2 separate regions of the Homo sapiens genome follow, and region 1 is linked to region 2. Evidence: read pairs that join two places in POLR2A ChIA-PET (ENCODE). Cell type or tissue: PC-9. All regions are shown on one strand. Links, peaks and the distances in the headings refer to the core of each region. The heading gives the core; the rest is flanking DNA. Region 1 has its middle 140 kb from the start of OSTF1. Region 2 has its middle 6.2 kb from the start of RFK.

Evidence for each region. ChIA-PET counts read pairs that join two places held together with the same protein. Peaks named below come from ENCODE experiments on the same cell type or tissue, not always from the same donor. Only the 100,000 strongest peaks of a DNase experiment are listed, where the experiment ranks them.
Region 1: POLR2A ChIA-PET joins it to region 2 with 5 read pairs; 2 of 35 experiments call an interaction of 5 or more read pairs at or near these places.

Annotation. Positions count from the first base shown.
Region 1 is chr9:75,224,680-75,236,026 of GRCh38, forward strand. No RefSeq gene overlaps it. Among named protein-coding and RNA genes, the nearest start is that of OSTF1, 140 kb to the left of the region's middle. In PC-9, for the core only: a CTCF peak has its summit at 5,642; DNase peaks (open chromatin) are centred at 4,402 and 5,432; H3K27ac peaks cover 2,550 bases.
Region 2 is chr9:76,395,001-76,406,347 of GRCh38, forward strand. It overlaps a transcript of GCNT1 not described here and the pseudogene RPSAP9. Among named protein-coding and RNA genes, the nearest start is that of RFK, 6.2 kb to the left of the region's middle. RefSeq lists enhancers at 1-84, 6,973-7,267. In PC-9, for the core only: no CTCF peak of the experiment used is centred there; a DNase peak (open chromatin) is centred at 5,721; H3K27ac peaks cover 2,473 bases.

The sequences.
Region 1 (11,347 bases), core at 3,357-8,356, 1.2 Mb before region 2:
CTATATACCAGTTTTTCTATCCACTCATTGATTGATGGGCATTTGGGTTGGTTCCATGATTTTGCAATTGTGAATTGTGTTGCTATAAACATGCATGTGCAAGTATCCATTTTGTATAATGACTTCTTTTCCTCTGTGTAGATACCTAGTAGTGAGATGGCTGGATCAAATGGTAGTTCTACTTTTAGTTCTTTAAGGAAACTTCACACTGTTTTCCTTAGTGGTTGTACTAGTTTACATTCCAATCAGCAGTGTAGAGGTGTTCCCTGATCACCACATCCATGCCAACATCTATTATTTTTTGATTTTTTGATTATGGCCATTCTTGCAGGAGTAAGGTGGTATCACACTGTGGTTTTGACTTGCATTTCTCTGATCATTAGTTATGTTCAGCATTTTTCATATGTTTGTTGGCCATTTGTATATCTTCTTTTGAGTATTGTCTATTCATTTCCTTAGCCCATTTTTTGATGGGATTGTTTTTTTTTTTCTTGCTAATTTAAGTTCATTGTAGGTCCTGGATATTAGTCCTTTGTCAGATGGATAGATTGTGAAGATTTTCTCCCACTCTGTGGGTTGTCTGTTTACTCTGCTGACTGTTCATTTTGCCATGCAAAAGCTCTTTAGTTTGATTCAGTACTAGCTATTTATCTTTTTCATTGCATTGCTTTTGGGTTCTTGGTCATAAAATCCTTGCCTAAGCCATGTCTAGAAAGGTTTTTCTGATGTTATCTTCTAGAATTTTTATAGTTTCAGGTTTTACATTGAAGTCCTTGATCCATCTTGAGTTGATTTTTGCATAAGGTGAGAGATGAGGATCCAGTTTCATTCTCCTATGTGGCTAGCCAATTATCCCAGCACCATTTGTTGAATAGGCTGTCCATTCCCTACCTTGAGTTTTTTTTTTTTTTTTTTGCTTTATCAAAGATAAGCTTGCTTTGTCAAAGATAAGTTGGCTATAAGTATTTGGGTTTATTTCTGGGTTCTCTATTCTGTTCCTTTGGTCCATCTACCTATTTTTATACCAGTACCATGCTGTTTTGGTGACTATGGCCTTATAGCATAGTTTGAAATCAGGTAGTGTGATGCCTCCAGATTTGTTCTTTTTGCTTAGTCTTGGTTTGGCTATGTGGGCTCTTTTTTGGTTCCATATGAATTTTAGGATTTTTTTTTTCTATTTCTGTGAAGAATGATGGTGGGTATTTTGATGGGAATTGCATTGAATGTGTAGATTGCTTTTGGCAGTATGGTCATTTTCACAATATTTATTCCACCCATCCATGAGCATGGGATGTGTTTCCATTTGTTTGTGTCATCTATGATTTCTTTCAACAGTATTTTGTAGTTTTCCTTGTAGAGATCTTTCACCTCCTTGGTTAGGTATATTCTTAAGTATTTTATATTTTTTTGCAGGTATTGTAAAAGCGGTTGAGTTCTTGATTTGATTCTCCACTTGGTCACTGCTGGTGTATAATAGAGCTACTGATTTGTATACATTAGTTTTGTACCTGGAAACTTTGCTGAATTTTTTTATAAGTTCTAGGGGCTTTTTGGAGGAGTTTTTACAGTTTTCTAGGTATACAATTATATCATCAGCAAACAGCGACAGTTTGACTTCCTCTTTGCTGATTTGGATGCCTTTTATTTCTTTCTCTCGTCTGATTGCTCTGCCAAGCCTCAACTCTTGCACTCTGTGCACATGCAGCCTTAACACCACATGGAAACTGCCAAGGCTTACAGTTTGCACCCTCTGAAGCAGTGGTTCAAGCTGTACGTGGGCCTCTTTGAGCCATGGCTGGAGCTAAAGTGGCCAAGACACAGGGAGCAATGTCCTGAGGCTGTGCAGGATGGCAGGGCCCTGGGCCTGACCCATGAAACCATTCTTCTCTCCTAGGCCTGTGATGGAAGGAGCTGCTGGAAATCTCTCTGAAATGCCTTCAGGGCCTTTTCCTCATTGTCTTGGATATTAGCACTTGGCTCCCTATGCAAATTTCTGCAACCTGCTTGAATTCCTACCCTGAAAATGGGCTTTTTTTTTTCAATCACATGGCCAGCCTGCAAATTTTCCAAACTTTTATGCTCTGTTTCTCTTTTAAATATAAGTTCCAGCTTCAGGTCATTTCTTTGCTCATACTTATGGGCATAGGTTTTTAGAAGCAGCCAGGTCACATCTTGAATACTTTGCTGCTTAGAAATTGTTTCCACCAGATACCCTAAATCATCTCTCTCAAGTTCAAAGTTCCACAGCTCCCCAGGGCAGGGGCACAGTCCAACCAAGCTCTTTGCTAAAACATAGCAAGAGTGACCTTTACTCCAGTTCCTAGTAAGTTCCTCATTTTCATCTGAGACCTCCTCAGCCTGGATTTCGTTGTCCATATCACTATCAACATTTTGGTCACAACTATTTAACAAGTCTCTAGAAAGTTCCAAATTTTCCCTCATCCTCCTGTCTTCTTCTGAGCCCTCTACACACTTTCAACCTCTGGCTATTACCCAGTTGCAAAGCTGCTTCCACATTTTCAGGTATCTTTATAGCAATGCTCCACTCCTTAATAAAAGTTTTTTTGTATTAGTCCATTCTTGCACTGCTATAAAGATCTACATGAGACTGGGTAATTTATAAAGAAAAGAGGTTTAATTGGCTCAGAATTCTGCAGGCTGTACAGGAAGCATGGCAACATTTGTTTCCTGGGAGGCCTTGGGAAACTTACAATCATGGAGGCAAAGAGGGAGCAAACATCTTACATATCAGGAGCAGGACCAGGAGAGAGAATAGGGAGGTGCTATAAACTTTTAAACAACAAGATCTCATGAGAACTCATTATCACTATCACAATGACAGCACTGGGGGGATGGTGTTAAGCCATGAGAAACTGCCCCCATGATCCAATTACCTCCCACCAGGCCCACCTCCAGTATTGGGGATTATATTTCAACATGATATTTGGGTGGGGACACAGATCCAAACCATATCAGCCTTGAAGGAAAACCAAATGATTATCCTGCTTTTTGATTGGAAACCCTTATATATTAATTTCTTACTGTCTTTTATTCTGGGGTGGTTCAATTTTACCAGGAAAATGGCAACCAGTCTACTGCTTGAGGTGTAAAGACTGGACTGCTAGAGTTCTGAAACTGCTCAGGGAAAGAGGGTCTGAGGGTCTCTGTTCAGCACACAAACTTTAAAATTAGCTCCTGGTTTTAGTTCAGCATCTCATTTGTGCCTGGCATCCTCACTTCTATAGTCTGTTATTTATTTTCCCCCAGAATATGCTGCCCATCACCTTCAGGGATGGAGGCACTTTCACCTGTTAGTGTGGGGGAATGATCTTGGGTCTAATTGTTTCTTACACCACTTCTAAATAATTTCTCTTTTTTTTCTAGCCTGCTACCTCATCTGTGCCTGCTGCCTCACTAGGTGTAATTCTTAAGAATTGTTTGTATTGAGTTGGCTTGTTTCTTGGCTAGACGGGTGTTTCCATTCCATCATTTTTCCATCTTAATATGGTGTGGTTCTGGGTTTTATGTCTTCTGGATTTATAAAAATGGAGATTGTACTTCTGTTTCTTATTCACATTGTTGTTTTAGGGGTTAATTTTAGACCATAAAATGGAAATGTTTACTATTCTTAATTGATCTGAAGTATTCACCTCTCAAGTCATTATTCCTTATAATAAAAGCATGAAGAGAAACTATTAATGTTTGCAAGTGATTTACCTTTACTGGGGATGTTAGCTAGTGTGTCTCTTCAATTATGAGATGTGTATTTTCAGTTGACAATGAGAGATATGAGATGCCAAAAACCAGTCTGGCTAAAGTAGCTATGGTTATATGAACATAGAAAATTTATTCCTGATACAGTTCTTAATATAGTGACATAACTTAAATGAACAATTCTACCAGTAACTAAAAATTAAAATGAATTAATCATTTAATGTCTATTCAATGCTAGGCTCTAAGACTGCAGAAAATAATGACTGAATTGTACACTGTTAAAAGTAAAACAAATTCTTAACCAGTCAAAGCTATTTCTACCCTCTTCACAAAAGCAGGGGGAGTGTTTTTTCTTCTGTTCTCATCCAGCTCTCAGGGTAGTTTGTCTGTGCCATTTTCTCCTCTGCAAGTCTGCTCATTGCGACTACGCCTCATTGGTCTTGATACAGGTTATCATATTGAAGTGATAGGAATTACAGTTAACTAACTCAGAAATCCAGGAAATACTGCATTTAATTTTTTTTTTTCTGGAAATCAACTTGATTTCAGCTTGAAGCTCCCAACCTCACAGTATACTCTTGCTCAAACTTACCTCCCTGCAGGGTAAATGCACCTGAAAGCAATAACTTAAGCATAAACTTAGAATGACCCTGTATGACAGGTGCACCTGAATGTGTGTTCCAAGCGAGGGAATCTGGGAGTGGCCAACCTGGAGATTATTACTTGTCTATGAGGAATAGCTGAGCTACCAGCTGACCCATGGAATGTGGGCCAGACAAGGGATTGAGGCCCTGAATTTTGGGTTAAATGAAGGTTGCCAGGTGGAGGTTGTTAGGGTGTTAAGTAAATTTCTATATAAGCTGCATGCCTTCCGCAAGTGGTTGCGGCTTTCCTGCCCAGCCCACCATCACTGGGCTGTGCAGTTATCATGTCCAGCCCATTGCCACTGGACTGTATGTAAGCTGGCTACCTTGCCAAGCCTGCCACTATGAGACTGTAAGGTGGTTCTCCTGCCTGGCCTGCCACCACTGAACTCTCTCCCCTGTAGGTAAGTCCACAATAAAACCCCATGTTTTGCTTGTTGGCTCTGGGCCTCTTCAGCCTCTTGAGCCTGGTGCCATACCCATTGGAGTTGATAGCATGACCCTGAACCCCTTGAAACCACTTGCAAACAGCACCCTCCCTCTAACGACCTCCACCTGGCAACCCTCATTTAACCCAAAACTCAGGGCCTCATTCCCTTGTATGTCCCATGTTCCATAGGTTAGCCGTTGGATCAGGTTTTCCACATAGGCAAGGAATGAATCTCTGGGTTGGCCACTCCTGAATTCCCTGTCTTGGAACACACATTCAGATGCATCTGCTATAGAGGGTCATTCTACGGGCATGCTTAAGCTACTGCTATCAGGTGTGGTTACCATACAGCCAGGGAGCAGTCTATATGTCATTTGCTCTCTAGATTTACAGACCTCTTTGTCCTCAACTTTATTTCTCAAATTCTTTCTCTCCCCATAGGGCCTTGGGTGTTTTGGGAAAAAAAAAAAAAAAGCTGGCAAAGGAATTATATGCAGGCAGCTTCTGAGTTCTGGCCTGCTGTAAGGAACATAGCTGTGCTGCAGCCAAGCAGGCATAGGGCAGCAGGCATAGGCCAAGGTAAACAACCTGGATGACTCAGCGGGTTTGTGGCACAGGCACACAGTCCTGTGTCTTATATAGTCATAGCCACGTAGACATAACATAGAGAAGCTCACTACCTGGCTCTCAGCCTCGATTGTTTGTGTAAGGTATAAAAGTAACACTGACCCTGTGAGGGAGCTGCTGAGTAAAGCCATGTCTCACCTACCTGCTGTTTCTCAAGAGTTCTTCCAGTTCCCTGCCTCATGTCCACCCACTCCCCTTAGTCCTCAGCTGGGGCTGAAATCTAACCCTGAGCATAACACCTGCCTCACACCATCTCTAAAGGATGCATGCCTTGACTTCCACCTTCCTTTTTTTTCATGCTCAGCCAGGAGGAGGAGACTTCTACCTTCTTAAATAGGAAGGAGGAAAATATATGAAAAACGTAATTAGTATCCCAAAAATATTATTCTTGCCAAATTGTGAGCAGTCAAATCTACTAGTGTATTTGGAAGGCCATGCATTCAGAGAAGAAAAAAACTTAGAGATCACCAAATCCATGCTTCTCATTTTCTAGTGAAGAATCCCAGGGCTGAAAGGTCAATGCTCTGATGAATGGCACGTGGACTGTTTTTTTTCTGTGCATTTGGTTACTGTTCCTGTTGACTCTAAACAAATGCTGAGTCAATATCATTAAGGTTTTTGGACTAAACTCCAAGGACAACTTGAAATTGCTTGAATTTGACCTTCTATCTTGTTAGATAATGTTTGGAACCAAGGCCTTGTTCTATACGGTGCCTAAAACTGTGGACTTTCAGTGACTATCAATCAAAAACAGAATATTCGTGTTTTCTGATTCTGGGGAAATAAGAAAGGCAAATGGGCATAGATCTGGTTTTGATGATATGCTTGTCTAACCCTGTGAGTCTGCAACTTATTTGCTATTGAAAACACAGCACACTTCATTATTTATTCATCGCATCAAGTGGATAAAAGACAGCGCTGGGCTCTTGGACCACCTGACCTTGAATGAGTTGAATTCTAGCTCCACCACTTTAGGAATAGTGTTATGGCAAATCACTCCAAATATTTCAGGTCTTGAGTACCCTCATGTTTAAAATGAGCTTAATGCTACCATTGTCCACTCATCTTCAAGCATTATTATGAAGATTAATGTGTAATAGTGTCACTAATTAATGCAGCCAACAAATATTTATTCTACAGCCATTGTGTTCCAGAGCAAGTACACTTAATACAGGGGGGAGCAGAACTGCCACTACTCTTGGCCTTGTAAATGCAGTAATCACACAAGTCTATAACTGTGTGGTGAGTGCTCTGATAGAAAAGTATCATAAAAAAGCAGAATGATGGTAAAGTTCCATGAGGAAGTGACACTTAAACTGAGGTCTAAAGGGAGAGTAGGAGGTCAACAGGCACGGAATGACGAAAAGACCATTCTAGGCAAAGGGAATAGCAGGTGCCAAGGCCCCAAGGAGGGCACCAAAGAGGCTTGTGAGGCTGGAGCATAGGGGAAATGGCAGAAGATGAAGGTGGAGCTGGAGGCACGGGCCAGATCATGCCAGCCTTGCACGTGAAAGTTCTTTGCAAACTTGTTGAGAATTAGATGTTAAATAAGAGTCAGTGAGGCTCCAAGTGGGGCTTAAGAAATCATAGTGAGATGTTTGTCAGGGTTTTGGGGTAGTTATTGTTAATGCTTAGTCTTTGATTGATGTACAGTATCAAATAGTCATTGGAATGTGGGATTTGGAGCCAATGGTCTGTGTTTGAATTCGGGCTCTGACAATGCTTAGCTGTGTGAGCTCAGGCAGCTGCTTAACATCTCTGTGATTCTGTTTCCTCATCTATAAAATAGGGAAATAATGGCATCTACTCAGAGGGTTGCTTTGAATTAAATAAGTCAATATAGGTAAATTGAGGATACCCTGGGGCATATGAAGCACTCAGCACATGATTATTGTCTATGTTTGGGCTATACTGTGGATGACAGTAGTCTGATTTTCAGATAAATGGTGCAAGTATTTTTTGTTTGACAATACGTCTTCCACAGCATTCTTGTAGTATAGACAGAAGACTGAGTCTGGGATCAGACTTCTTGGCTTTACATGGGATTAACCTCTAAATTTCAGTGTCCTCATCTGTAACTTGGGAGAACTCTTCCTCTCTGTCACTATTTTCATCATTTCTATCCTCCACGTCATTTTCAAATAACTTGTATTTAACATGTGGAAATGGGTCTCCTTTAGAATAAGGAGAGGATTCTGTCTTTGAAATCTGATGGTGTAGCAGCGCTTCAACAGCTGAATGCATTTGCTTTCCCTGGTCTGAAAAGTATCCCTGGTTTGGAAGAACTGGAGCAAAAAGGAGGCAAAGCACCACGCCTATCCTTGTTACCTTGATAACAACTTTTATTTCTCACTGGAAAATCCTGTTCTATCTCCCTGTTGCTGCCTTTGTTTCACAGAATAGTTTCACTTTTGTCAACAAACCATGTCCTTTCTGTTTTGTATAGTATTTGGATTCTGCCTAATGAAATAATTTCCCTTTCCTTTGTGAGAACACCTAACACTCATACAGAATTGAGATTGGGGATTTTTTTCGTAATTGCCTTATTGCCTTCTCCTAAGTCCTGTGTTAATGGGTAGCATCTCCACACGGCTTGCATCCTTCGTGTGTGTTAGATTACAGCATCTTGATGTTTGGGATATCAAATGGGACCCATCTGTGGGAGAATTATATCACAGAAGAGAATAATGAATTTCTATGTGTTTTGAGAGAAGGGAGCCCAAGGGAAAAAAGGTAGAGAAATAGTGTCTTACAAAATGCTCTCCCTTATGTTGCTTCATCCAATCTACATCCTTCTGAGGAGTAGCAGATATGATCCCTATTTTAGAAATGAAAGCCTGAGAGCCTTATTAGCAGAGCTTTGCTTACCCAAAGTCATGCAGCCAGCATAAGGGAGAACTGAGGCTTGAATCCTGGTCTTCTGACAACCAAACTCACTCAACTGTAGGTTATCAAGGAGCCAGACACTTGGTTGCTAATTATTTTCTCCTTGCCTTTCATTTAGTGATGTTGCTTGTGTACTGCTATTAGAAATAAATAAGGAATGTGGTGGGGCATTTCAGGCCTAGAGGTCCCCGCTGCAGATGTTGCCATTCTCGATGATTCACAGCTAGTGATGCAAGTCTGTCTAGATCAACAGGGGGTTTGTGCCTGACGTATTGGGGTACTGTGAAAGAACAAACACTGACTCTATCAAACACAGCTCTTTCTACACGTGTGATAGCCAAACCATGTCAGGCCATGTTCTGACCGTGACTCTTGACCAAATTGATTAGTGACAGTTATTCTACACAGGACCATGGTTGCATTACATCTTTAATCTGATTAGAGAGGTAGGGAAGACTTGGGATGCCCTTATATCCTTCTGCTTTAGAAACAATGCCCAGGATTGTTAATCCTCGAGGCAGGCGACCACCTCTTTTCAACAGCAGAGAGCTGTAGGAGGCAACACACGTGGTAGAGTGAGCTGGCTTTGTAAAGCTGTGGTAACATTCATAGAAGATGTGCATTAGAGCCATAATAAGTCGTTGATAACATTTCACAGGTGGGAAAACTGAAGCCCAGATTGGTAAAATGACTTGTCCAAGGTTACATGCAAATTAGTATCAAAGCAGAGCCTAGAATCCAGGGCCTTTTCTCCTTTGCTATTCTTTCATCTGTAGGGAACTTTAAAGCACTGGTTCTCAACTTTGATTTGCACATTGGAAATACCTTGGGAGATTTACAGACGCTGATGCCTGGGTCCTATCCCTAAAGGTTTGGATTTAATTGGCATGGGGCGTGGCCTGAGACATCAGGATTTTAACAAAGCTCCTCAGCTGATTCTAATATACAGCAAAGCTTGAGAACCTTAGACCAGTAGTTCTCAAACCTTGCATACATTAGAATCATCAGGGGAGCTTTTAAAAAGTATATATATCTGAAGCCCCACCCCAACACAATCACATCAGAATCTCTGAAAAGAAAATTGATAGAGAATGGAGGAGAAAGTATCTTCTGATGTAACCTATTCTCTTTTATTTTCTTTTGGTCAGTGGGTCTTCACTTCCAAAGTTATACCTGCTTCACCACTAGAACTCTCATGGCTGTGTGTTGTGCCTCCCTCTAAAAACGAGCAAGACTACTTGATTTCAGCTGCAAGTGATCTTCTTAGATTTCATGTCAGTGATGTTATCACTTGTGTGGGGCTGTTAGAAACGAATGAGGAGGAAGGACAGAGCATCTCAAGCACAGAAGACCCTCCTAGATGCTAATGTGTTTATTTCCGTTGGATCACCGTTTGCTGTGGTTTTAATGGTCTCTCCAAAACTCAGGTGTTGCCAATTGTGATGGTATCAAGAGGTGGGGCCTTTCAGAGGTGGTAAGGCCGAGAGGATGCCTCCCTCATTAATGGAATTAAGGCCCTTAGAAAAGAGGCTTCTTGCAGCAGCATTTGGCTAGTTTGCTGTCTTGTCCTTCCACCATGTCAGAATGCAGTAAGAAGGCCCATGTCAGGTGTTGGCACCTTGATTTTGGACTTCCCAGCCTCCAGAACTGTGATAAATAAATTTATTTTTTAATAAATTGTCCAGTTTCAGGTATTCTGTTATAGCAGCACAAACTAAGATGCTAGTCACAGTGCTTTCATTAGAATAACCTGAGAAGCTTTAAATAACAGATACCTGGGTCTTATCCCTCAACTATTTAATTAGCAGGATATGGCACCTGGGCTTCGATATTTTTTTAAAAGTTCCCAGATGCAGTAAGGATTTATTAAAGCATAAATCCTACTGGGTGCTAGGCAGCACAGCTGCACACTCAGGGATTGAATGATCATGCCCTGGTCCATTCACCAAGCATGGAAAAAGCTGCCTTTGCTGTGCTTGAGCCTCTAGCCAGAGAACAGTTATTCAGTATTCCATCAGCATGTGGTGATATCATTTTGCTCATTGCTCCTGGGCTCTTTTAATTAAGTTTGGAAATATTGTGCTCTCTATATTTTCCCATAACCCCCCAACCCCGGGAACCTAAAGTCAGGGACAATAGCAAGCAAATTTTGTGTGAAGGAGCCCATCAGTGTTGGCAGGAGCTGTAATGGTAACTGCAGGAGTTCAACATCCACCCACACTGGGCCTTTGACCATCAAAACGTTTGAATATAAATAAAAACAATCATGTTGCATGTAAGCAAGGAGCCAAAGCCCTCTTAGTAGAGGGAATCTAGAATGAATAAAAGGTAGCAGGTCAGGAAGGATCTTGGGAGATAGGAAGCTCTAGGTCTTGGTCTTCACTGTTTGGGAACCTGACCATCATCCTTCCAGCCTTCACAGCCGGCCTTCTCAAAATGGCTTTTCTACCTTTCATAAAGGTGGCTAAAAACACCCAGGTGTTCAAGTTGTTATTGATCTTCTTGTACCTGGAAAGAAATGGAAATGTAATTTATGATGCTTAAGAATCTCATCAGGAAGGTATTGTGGAAACATACTGTAAGGTTCTAACTGAGGTTTGAGGGGAGTGGGTGCACGAGCGGCAGGCAGCTGAAAGAACACTTGAAGAATTGCAGGGAGTTTTGACGTGGCTTTATTCTCTCTCTGGGCACAAGTGGGCTGTGGGTTCAAGCAAGGTATATGTACAGCATCAGCAGGGTAGTTATACCTTTTACAGACAATAGTGGCTCCAAGCCAAGCACAAGCACACCTGAGTGGTTACTTAATACACCTCATGTGGCATGGTTGCGTCATGTGTGGAGCTGTGTCCCTGCACTCCAAACCTGCTGAGTCATACTGTACCAGAGGTCACCTCTGCCTATTTCTAAAGCACAGCCATTTCCCTTACACTCTACTCCCTAGGCTAAGGGCATCCTCTGGGGCAGGGACACCTACCCATAGGGCAGAGCCCTGAATCTATAACCCACAATACAAAGAATAACAGCTCACTACTAGGATCTCAGCTAT
Region 2 (11,347 bases), core at 2,714-7,713:
AAGTCCCTGTCTGTGACGCTGTTAACCCCAGAGACTAGTGGAAGGTTACCGACATGGGCGGTGACTGTCCCCTCCAGGCTGTCTTCTTGACAATTTCACAAGCCCGATAACAGGCCGTCCCTCTACTGCAATGCAGATAGAGGCCTTCGTACCCTCGGAACTGTAAATACGCACGCTCCTAGGGAAGTAGCTCTGGGCTCACTCACAGGATATGCAGGGTGCAAGGTTATAAGAAGGTGCATCCTCTTAACGTCTCGAAGACAAAGAAGTTTTTTATTTATTTTTTTAAATTTTTAATCAATGGAATCCAGAGAAGTTTAATTTTTTTCTTTTTTGCTCTATACATTTGTATAAAATTCTGTGCAGACCGTGTAGTCTCTTTCTACCTTACATGTATGCATCTCTGATAAGATTTACCTGATATTAAATTTATGTTCTAGGCCAGGCTTGGTGGCTCACGCCTGTATTCCCAGTAGTTTGAGAGGCCGACGCGGGAGGATTGATTGAGCCCAGGAGGTCGAGGCTGCACTGAGCTATGATAACGCCACTGCACTCCAGACTGGGCGACACAGTGAGACACCCTCACCCCTTAAAAGAACTAGAGAAGAAGAAGGAAGGGAGGGAAGGGAAAGGAAAGGGGAAGGGAAAGTGAAAGGGAAGAAAAGGGAAGGGAAGGGAGAGAAGGACCCAAAGAAGCAATTATGGTCAGTTACTTATCTATACGGAATTAAACAAAGAATAATGAGAATAACGATAATAGTAATACCGGTAGTAAGAGTAGTAATAGCAAGTTGTGAAAAGCAATTAAGTTATCTGGAGAGGCTTAAGAGTTATTTTAGCAAGGTGTGTACAGGATTCTCTCACTCTTGACTCCCGTCCTTAATAAGAGTGCTGCATTCCTTCTAATATAGGGAGGATGTCTCTCATATGGTAATTTCATCTGCTTCTAAGAAACAGAAAAGAGGTCAGAATGATTTTTTTGTATCTATTGTTTTTCAAGTGCTTTTAATTCAAAATAGTCAATATGCAAGAATGGTATATTTTTAACTTCATCAGCAGTGATACACCTAATAAGAAAAGCCTGGAGGTGAGAACTTGATAAATCATCCCTGGGTCTTACGCCACTAAGCCCTAGGTTGCAAGAAGGTATGAGAATTAAATGAGATAAAATAATTAAATGAATCATAGGAGGTAAATGAGGAGGGGTGGTTTTAAGAATAGAGAAAATGCTAAGTATTTTTCACACTGTCTCATGTAATCCTCTCATCAGCTTTGTTGGAAAGCATTAACCTAAACGTATAAAAATGGGCGGGGCATGGTGGCTTACGCCTGTAATCCCAGCACTCTGGGAGACCGAGGTGAGCGGATCTCTTGAGCTGAGGAGTTCAAGACCAGCCTGGGCAAAATAGGGAGACTTCCGTCTATCCAAAAATTTTAAAATAAAAATAAGTAAGAAAGAGAGAAAAAAGAAAGAAAAGAAAAGAAACAAGAAAAAAAAGAAGAAAGGGGAAAGAAAAGAAGAGGAGAAAATAAGAAAGAAAATTTTAAAAATCAGCCAGGGCCTGGCACAGTGGCTCATGCCTGTAATCCCAGCACTTTGGGAGGCTGAGGCCGGTGGATCACTTGAGCTCAGGAGTTGGAGACCAGCCTGGGCAACATGGTGAAACCCCGTCTCTACAAAAAATACAAAAATTAGCCGGGAGTGGTGGCGCTCACCTGTGGTCCTAGATACCCTGGAGGCCGAGGCACAAGAGTCGCTCGAACCTGGCGGCAGTTGCAGTGAGCTGGAGATCACGCCACTGCACTCCATATGGGGCAACAGAGCGAGACTCTGTCTCAGCCAGGTGGTGGTGGCTCGTGCCTATAGCCCCAGCTACTTGGGAAACTGAGGAGTGAGGATCGCCTGAGCCCCAGAATTTGAGGCAGCAGTGAGCTGTGATTGAACCACTGCACTCCAGCCTAATGACAAAGCAAGACACGGTCACTAAAAAAATAAATAGGCCGGGCGCAGTGGCTCTTGCCTGTAATCCCAGCACTTTGGGAGACCGAGGCAGGTGGATCACCTGAGGCCAGGAGTTCAATACCAGCCTGGACAACATGGCAAAACTCGGTCTCTACTAAAAATACAAAAATTAGCCAGGCATGGCAGTGAATGCCAGTAATCCCAGCTACTCGGGAGACTGGGGCGGAAGAATCGCTTGAACCCAGGAGGCGGAGGTTGCTATGAGCCGAGATTGCTCCATTGTACTCCAGCCTGAGTGACAGAGCAAGATTCCTTCTCAATAAATAATACATAAATAAATAGATAGATTTAAAAAAAAAAAGGAGAGTCTTGTAGAATGTTTAAGATGGAGCAGTCAGGCTCCAATCTTTAAAACTACCATTTACATGTCAAGTCATATGGGTAATTACTGTGTTATCAGCATAGGATATAGAAGAAAGAATTTTTTTTTTTTTTTTTGAACCAGAGTCTCACTCTGTCACTCAGGTTGGAGTGCAGTGGCGCAATCTCGGCTCACTGCAACCTCCACCTCCCGGGCTCAAGTGATTCTCCTGCCTCAGCCTCCCGAGTAGCTGGGACTACAGGTTTATGCCACCACGCCCGGCTAATTTTTGCATTTTTAATAGAGACAGGGTTTCATCATGTTGGCCAGGCTGTTCTGGAACTCCTGGCTTCAAGTGATCCACCTTCCTCGGCCTCCCAAGAAGGAAGAATTCTGATCATTTTCCACCACCGCTCAATAGCGTTCAATGGCTCCTCCCCTCTGACTGAAGAATAAACCCTCCAAGAGTTGTACTTCTAAGAACTCCCATCAAGTACTCAATCTGTTGATCAAAGCAGACCCCTCCACCTTGCTTCAGAGGCCAAAGCATATGCTTCAAATAATTCAATAATTATTCTGTAGGCTATAGGATTTATAATTTTTCTTCTTCATTTGACTCCAAAAATATGCTACCTAGCATTCTCAGTAAATCTAGAGTTGAGAGTCTATGTGTCTTTGCCAAACTTACTGCTTTTAACCAAGGAAGTATTCTAAAACGTGTTTTTTATTTCCCCCTCTGAACTGCACTTGCACATCCTTTCAGCTGCCTGTAGGGAAAGAGTCCACTTCTCTGGTTTAATTTGTCTCTGTAGAAAGAAGGATCACAAATAAGACTAAAGAGAAAGTAGAACTGGCAGCTTGTGAGGGAAAAGAAGGCTTATTCTAAGTAAGCAATGAAAAATGAATCTGAAGAATTCTTAAAATTCAGCAATAAGAAAATAAGCAACTCAATTAAAAAATGAGCAAAAGATCTGAATAAGCATATGAAAAGATGTTCAACATCATATATCGTGAGGGAAATACAAATTAAAACAACAATGAGATACTACTATATACCAATTAGAATGGCCAAAATTCAGAACACTGACAACACCAAATGCTGGCAACCATGTAGAGCAACAGGAACTTTCATTCATTGTTGGTGGGAATACAAAATGGTACAGCCCCTTGGAAGATAATATGGCAGTTTCTTATAAAACTAAACGTACTTTTACTATGTTATCCAGAAATTGTGCTCACTTATATTTAATCAAATGAGGTGAAAACTTTTATCCACACAAAAACCTATTTGTTTTTGCTTTCCGCGCTACCTACAGAGGGGCCCATACGGCGTTGTTCTGGATTCCCGTCGTAACTTAAAGGGAAACTTTCACAATGTCCGGAGCCCTTGATGTCCTGCAAATGAAGGAGGAGGATGTCCTTAAGTTCCTTGCAGCAGGAACCCACTTAGGTGGCACCAATCTTGACTTCCAGATGGAACAGTACATCTGTAAAAGGAAAAGTAATGGCATCTATATCATAAATCTGAAGAGGACCTGGGAGAAGCTTCTGCTGGCAGCTAGTGCTATTGTTGCCATTGAAAACCCTGCTGATGTCAGTGTTATATCCTCCAGGAATACTGGCCAGAGGGCTGTGCTGAAGTTTGCTGCTGCCACTGGAGCCACTCCAATTGCTGGCCACTTCACTCCTGGAACCTTCACTAACCAGATCCAGGCAGCCTTCCGGGAGCCATGGCTTCTTGTGGTTACTGACCCCAGGGCTGACCACCAGCCTCTCACGGAGGCATCTTATGTTAACCTACCTACCATTGCTCTGTGTAACACAGATTCTCCTATGCGCTATGTGGACATTGCCATCCCATGCAACAACAAGGGAGCTCACTCAGTGGGTTTGATGTGGTAGATGCTGGCTCGGGAAGTTCTGCGCATGTGTAGCACGATTTCCTATGACCACCCGTGGGAGGTCATGCCTGATCTCTACTTCTACAGAGATCCTGAAGATATTGAAAAAGAAGAGCAGGCTGCTGCTGAAAAGGCAGTGACCAAGGAGGAATTTCAGGGTGAATGGACTGCTCCAGCTCCTGAGTTCACTGCTACTCAGCCTGAGGTTGCAGACTGGTCTGAAGGTGTACAGGTGCCCTCTGTGCCTATTCAGCAGTTCCCTACTGAAGACTGGAGCGCTCAGCCTGCCACGGAAGACTGGTCTGCAGCTCCCACTGCTCAGGCCACTGAATGGGTAGGAGCAACCACTGACTGGTCTTAAGCTGTTCTTGCATAGGCTCTTAAGCAACATGGAAAAATGGTTGATGGAAAATAAACATCAGTTTCTTAAAAAAAAAAAAACCTATTTGTTTTTACCCCAATCCATTTTTACCCCTACTCCCACTGAATGCAAATGGAATGGATGAATGGATGTTTTATTTCTATTTTATTTTATTTTTATTTTGTTTCACATGGATGTTTATAGCAGCTTTATTCAGAATTGCCAAAACGTGGAAGCAACTGAGATGTCCTTCAATAGGTGGGATAAACAAGCTGTTGTATATCCATATAATGCCATACTATTCTGTGCTAAAAAGAAATGAGCTATCAAGCCACAAAAAGACCTAGAGGAAACTTAACTGCATATTACTAAGTGAAAGAAGCCAGTCTGAAAAGGCTACATAACACATGATTCCAATTATATTACATTCTGAATAAAACTATGGAGACAGTAAACAGATCAGTGGTTACCAGGGTTTGGGGAAGTTGGAGGTCGGAGGGAGGGATGAATGTGAAGCACAGGGGATTTTTAGGGCAGTGAAACTATTCTGTATGATACTGTCCTCATGAATATATGACATTATGCATGTATCAAAACCCATAGAACTATACAGCAACAGCAGCTGCCAACCTAAAACTGCTCTAAAAAGTAGAGTCTATTAGTTTTTGAATAATTAATCTAAAAATTTCTGACTTGGAGTCTGACATCAACGTTCACACCTTCCACACCTAAATAGTTACCAAGTCTCTCCCAATCCATTTTTACCCCTCCTCCCACTGAATGCAAGCCATGACCCCTTACCTGCACAGGTGTAGCCAACTCTATTCTCCCAGCCTTAGATTTGACACTAGTCTCTCTCTACTGCTTTTTCGTGCTGCTATAACCTTTCAAATGCCAATCTGATCAAATCACACTAAAAGTCATGTTCTGCTTCCCTCTGTCTTAGGATCAGTCTAAACTAAACCATTGTTCACAGATTCTCCCTATCACACTCCTCAGCTCCTGCCTCTACATTCTCTACCCAGAAGCCCTAGGGAACTTTACCAATTCCTCTAACTCACTCTTTGGACTTCATATAAACAGGCTTCCTAGCATGAGACAATGCTACCAGTAGGCCAGAGAGCAAGGGAACCCTGTGAGTCAGGTATGCTTGACAATGCCTTCCAGAGAGGTGGGACTTGAGCTGGAGCCTTGGGGCATGTGTGAATCGACTAAACAGAGAAGAGGAAAGAAAAATGTCTAGCTAGGGAGAGTTCCTGTGATCATATTTCCAAGAAAGGGATGTGCAGTAAACAAGCCAGAACTACTAAGCTCTACTGAGAGGTGATAGAGCTTAGTAGTAGGTAAGGGGGACTCTGGCTCTTACACCAGTTTCCTGTCTGTGAGAAAATAATCACCATAGCACCTCATAAAGCATTTGAAAGATTTAAGACTTAATGCATGTGAAGTAACTAAATCAGTGTGTAATGTGTAGTAAGCCTTCTGTATTGGCTGTTATGATGATGATTACCTGTTGGTCTGCTATAGAAAATTCATTATAACTGGACTACAGTCCAAATAAGCTGGCTGAGTGTAAGTGTCTTCAGAATTCTACCTTGGAAAACAGACATGTAAAATTCTACATAAAAGCCCAATATAGAAAATAAATAATGTTTTATTTATTTATGTATTTACATATTTATTTTAGAGATGGGATCTCGCTATGTTGCCCAGGCTAGAGTGCAGTGGCTATTCACAGGCAAGCTCATAGCACACTATAGCCTCGAAATCCTGGAATTAAGCCATCTGCCTGCCTTGGCCTCCTGCATAACTGGAACTACAGGTGTACACCACCATGCCATAAAAACAAGTGTTATTTTATAACCACAAATGTATTTGTGGTTCAAACTCATAAAATTTACTTCATGTAGTACAAATTTACTCAATAAGAACACATTAATGAAGTTTACAGTGTAAAGAAAGAAAACTAATTTTTTTCCTCACCCCTAATGCGTTGTTAGAAGGGACCCCCTGTAACAAAAAACAGATTATCAAAGCAAGAGCAAACATGTTTATTATCATGTATATTTTATATGTATATGGGAGATGCCCAGGGAATGAATAATTCTCAAAGAGGTGACTCAGACCTCTAGCTTATATAAACTTCAATAAAGAACATTAAGGACCAGCACAGTGACTCACTGCTATAATCCCAGCACTTTGGGAGGCTGAGGCCAGAGGATCCCTTGAGCCCAGGAGGTTGTGGCTGCAGTGAGCCATGATCATGCCACTGCACTCCAGCCTGGGTGACAGAGCAAGACCCTGTCTCAAACAAACAAACAAAAAACACACTACATTTCTAAAGAAAGGACAAGACAGAGGAAAAGAACTTTGAATCTCTGGAGGTGGCAAATTGTGGGAAGGCAAAATAATGATAGATGAAGTCCACTTAGCAAAGCTTATTAACGTAGATTCCTCTTGTGCCATCTCCAGCCAGATGAGGGCTACAGTTGTCTTCAGTGGTTAACTTTTGTCCTTCCGGGTACAGAGGGAAGAAGGGCACCTTTGTCTTTGTAAATCTGTGTCCTGCCACTAGGTAAACAGAGGAGAGGCAGAGAGCTTTCCTGTATCTGCTTCCTCCCACTTGCTCTTAGCTTAAAAATTTTTTTGTCAAAGAGGCATATTTTTTGGTTAACACATCCAGTTTTCCTTCAACACTCTCAACTACATCCGAATTTGCTTCCTATCACTGTTTGTACTGTTGTATCATATTAAATTCAGAAAACATATTTTAAAATAACATTTTGAAAACTAAATTCATAAAAGACATTTTTAAATGAAATGTGCTTTGAATATTTAGAACCTTTTGAAGCACACAAATTGTAAATTACTCATCTGGTCTAACATTGTTATTTTGCACCAAAAAAAAGCAGACTGAGAGCCTACGACCTACTAAACCCAAAAGAAAACAGAGAGTCTACAAAATGCTGAGAAGCTGTCCATCCGTTTGACAATGGACCTAAGATCACCTTTTCTGAAAGAGTTAAGTGATCTCCAGGTCTGTCTGCTATATGCAGCTGCCTCATAATAACCCATAATGAAATGTTTATTTGGCTGATTTTTTTTTTTTTTGAGACAGTGTCTCACTCTGTTGCCCAGGCTGGAGTACAATGGCATGATCTCGGCTCACTACAACCTCCACCTCCTGGGTTCAAGTGATTCTCCTGCCTCAGCCTCCTGAGTAGCTGGCATTACAGGCACGCGCCACCACGCCCGGCTGATTTTTGTGTTTTTAGTAGAGACGGGGTTTCACCCTGTTGGCCAGGTTGGTCTCAAACTCCTGACCTTGTGATCTGCCTGCCTCGGCCTCCCAGAGTGCTGGGATTACATGCATGAGCCACCGTGCCCAGCCCTGATTGTTTAATAAATACACCGCACATATGGAAATGGAAGGTTGTCAGTAGTACTAATAAACAATTCTTATACCTATATGGAATGTAAACCAAATTTTGTCAACTTCTACCCACATGAGACACTAAAAATATCTCTGGAAAATTAGATTCTAATGTCAGGTCAGGCCTGAAAACCAAGAGCTTACCTACAATATCAAATGTTTTAGAAAAAGGTATTCCTTCCTTCATCCATTCATTCACTGGCTGCTTTAATAGGGTCCACTCCAAATCAAGGGTGTGATGATTACTAATTTTTAAAAATCGATACTCCACAAATATTTGAGTACCTACTGTTCCTTGTGTATTTCCTGTATGGCTTTTTGATTTTTGTTTTTTGTTTTTGCATTGAGCAAAAATTGCTTGTATTACAGGGGAAAAACTATGCAAATGCAATGTTAAATTCTCACCACCAAAACCAAAAGCACTACAAGAATTTCATTCCTCATGCATCCACAAGATGGCATATTAAAATTTTGCTTTTTACTGACATGAACCTAGAACTGCGGTGACACATGAAATAAGAACTGCAAATGGAAAATGAAAGTTAGGGAATGAGGTTCATCAGGCCCTGTGCTAGACACGGGAGGATTCTGTACTCAGAAATGTTTGGCCTGCTCATTGCTTCATGTGCTTGGATCTGGTTCTTTGGTGAAGCATGGCTACTGCATTCTATCTTCTTCCTCAATCACAAAAGATAAAAAGACTGTCTTAATTTAGAAAGTTAATGCTTTTTGATGTTTCCTTTGAATATATGTTTCACTATAGAAGAAGAAAATGGAGAAAGAGAAAAAGGAGGAGAAGAGCACCTAGAATTATAGGCAGAAGAATTCAGACTTCTTTCCCATTAAAAAATTGTTTTTAATTATACATTTGGTGCAATGATGGTATAGGAGATAAAGATGCTAAAAATTTCTGAGACGAAGAAGAAGGAAAACTTTCTAGGACACTGGACTCTTTTCAGAATAATGAGTAAATATGTCTGAGATTCTGGAGATGAACTTTGACCTCTGTTCGGAGTAATTCCCCTTCTAAGGCAGGATTTACTGATAGTGAAATTAACCATTCTTTAGTGTCCATGACAGCCGTCTGTCTTATGTTCTCTCAAATTCATGATACCTTTGGAATGTGACCGTGATGGCAAAAATATAGGTGTTACCAACAGTAATTACATATAAAATTATTTCAGTTTGTCTTCAAAATTACTGGTGTTTCCCTCCTTTTTTCTCACAATGATGATATAAAATTTTAGGAATTTTTTTTAATTTTAGAATTTTTTTTCTGTCCAATATATAAAATAATACAGCTACTTAGAAAATTGGTCTAATCTGCTGATGTGTCAGCATGAACTATATATTTAGAAGATGAAAAATAAAAGTGTGTAGTGGGGTGGTGGTATAGATTGGAAAATTATTACCAGCTGAATAAAAAATAGTAGGCTAAATTAAAAATGCTCCCAAATATTTTTCACTCCTTTTATTGAGAGGGGAAGCCCATTTCCTCTCCCCACTAAAACTGACCTGGTTGTGAAATTTGACCAATAAAATCTGGCAGAAGTGATATCGTGTAACTTCAAAGGTGTGCTTACAGAGAACTGTAGCAACTCTGTGATAGGCTTTGAATGCTCTCTGTTAGAAGCTGGGCATGATATAAGTCCAGCTACCCTTCTAGAGAAAGAGATATATGAAGAGAGGCCTGAAGTATCCTGGACATTTCAGTCTCAAATGAGCTCCTGGAAGGAATACTGCTCAGGTGAGACCCAAGCAACCCAGAAAATAATTTGAAATAATAGATTATTTTAAGTCATCTTTTTTTTTTTTTTAAACAGAGTCTTGCTCTGTGGCCCAGGCTGGAGAGCAGTGGCGTGACCTCAGCTCACTGCAATCTCCACCTTCCAGGTTCAAGATTCTCCTGCCTCAGCCTCCCAAGTAGCTGGGATCACAGGCGTGTACACCACCATGCCTGGCTAATTTTTGTATCTTTTTCTAGAGATGGGGTTTTGCCATGTTGACCAGGCTGGTCTCAAACTCCTGGCCTCAGATGATCTGCCCGCCTCAGCCTCCCAAAGTGCTGGGATTACAGGCATGAGCCACCAGACCCAACCCAAGTCATCAAATTTTGAGGTGGTTTGTTCTACAAAAATAGCCAAACCAGCTAGTGAGCTCTGTTTTGCCAATACTTTTTTCCTTTAAGTAGACTTTTTTTAAAAAGCAGTTTTAGGTTCACAGAAAAATTGAGAAGTACAGAAAGTTCCCATATACTCCCTGACCTTCAACACACACACACACACACACACACACACAGGCTTCCTCACTATAGACATCCTGCACTAGGCACTAGAATGTACATGTTACAACTGATATATGTGCATTGATGTAATATCACCCCAAGTCTGTAATTTACATGAGAGTTCACTCTTGGAGTTATACATTCTATGGGTTTACACAAAGGAATACCGACTTGTATCCACCATTATCGTATCATACAGAGCATTTTCACTGTCATAAAAATCCTCTGTGCTTTACTTATTCATCCCTCCCTCACCCCTAATCCTTGACAACCACTGATCTTTTAACTGTCTTCATAGTTTTGCCTTTTCCACAGTGACACATAGTTGGAATTATAAAAGATGTAGCATTTTCAGACTGGCTTCTTTCACTTAAAAATATGCAGTTAAGTTTCCTCCACGTCTTCATGGCTTGATGGCTCATTTATTTTTAGCATAGAATAATATTCTATTGTCTGTGTGTATCATAGTTTATTTTCCTATTCTCCTATTGAAGGACGTCTTGATTGCTTCCAAGTTTTGGCAGTTCTGAATAAAGCTGCTCTAAACATCAATCTGCAGGTTTTTGTGTGAATATAGGTTTTCAATTAATTTGGGTAAATACCAAATAATACAATTGCTGGATCATGTGGTAAGAGTATGTTTAGTTTTATAGGAAACTGCCAAACTGTGTAACAAAATGACTATACCATTTTGCATTCCCACCAGCAATTAAGGAGAGCTCCTGTTGCTGCACATCCTTGCCAGCATTTGGTGTGGTCAGTGTTCTGGATTTGGGCCCTTCCAATAGGCCTAGAGTGGTAATTTGCATTTCTCTGATGACATATGATGTGGAACATCTTTTCATATGCTTATTTGCCATCTGTATATCATCTTTGGTGAAGTGTCTGTTCAGGTCTTTTGCTTATTTAAAAACATCAGACCAGATGCAGTGGCTCATCTCAGCACTTTGGGAGGCCAAGGTGGGAGGATTGCTCGAGCCCAGGAGTTCAAGACAGCCTGGGCAACATAGTGAGACCCTTTATCTACAAAAATATTTTAAAAAT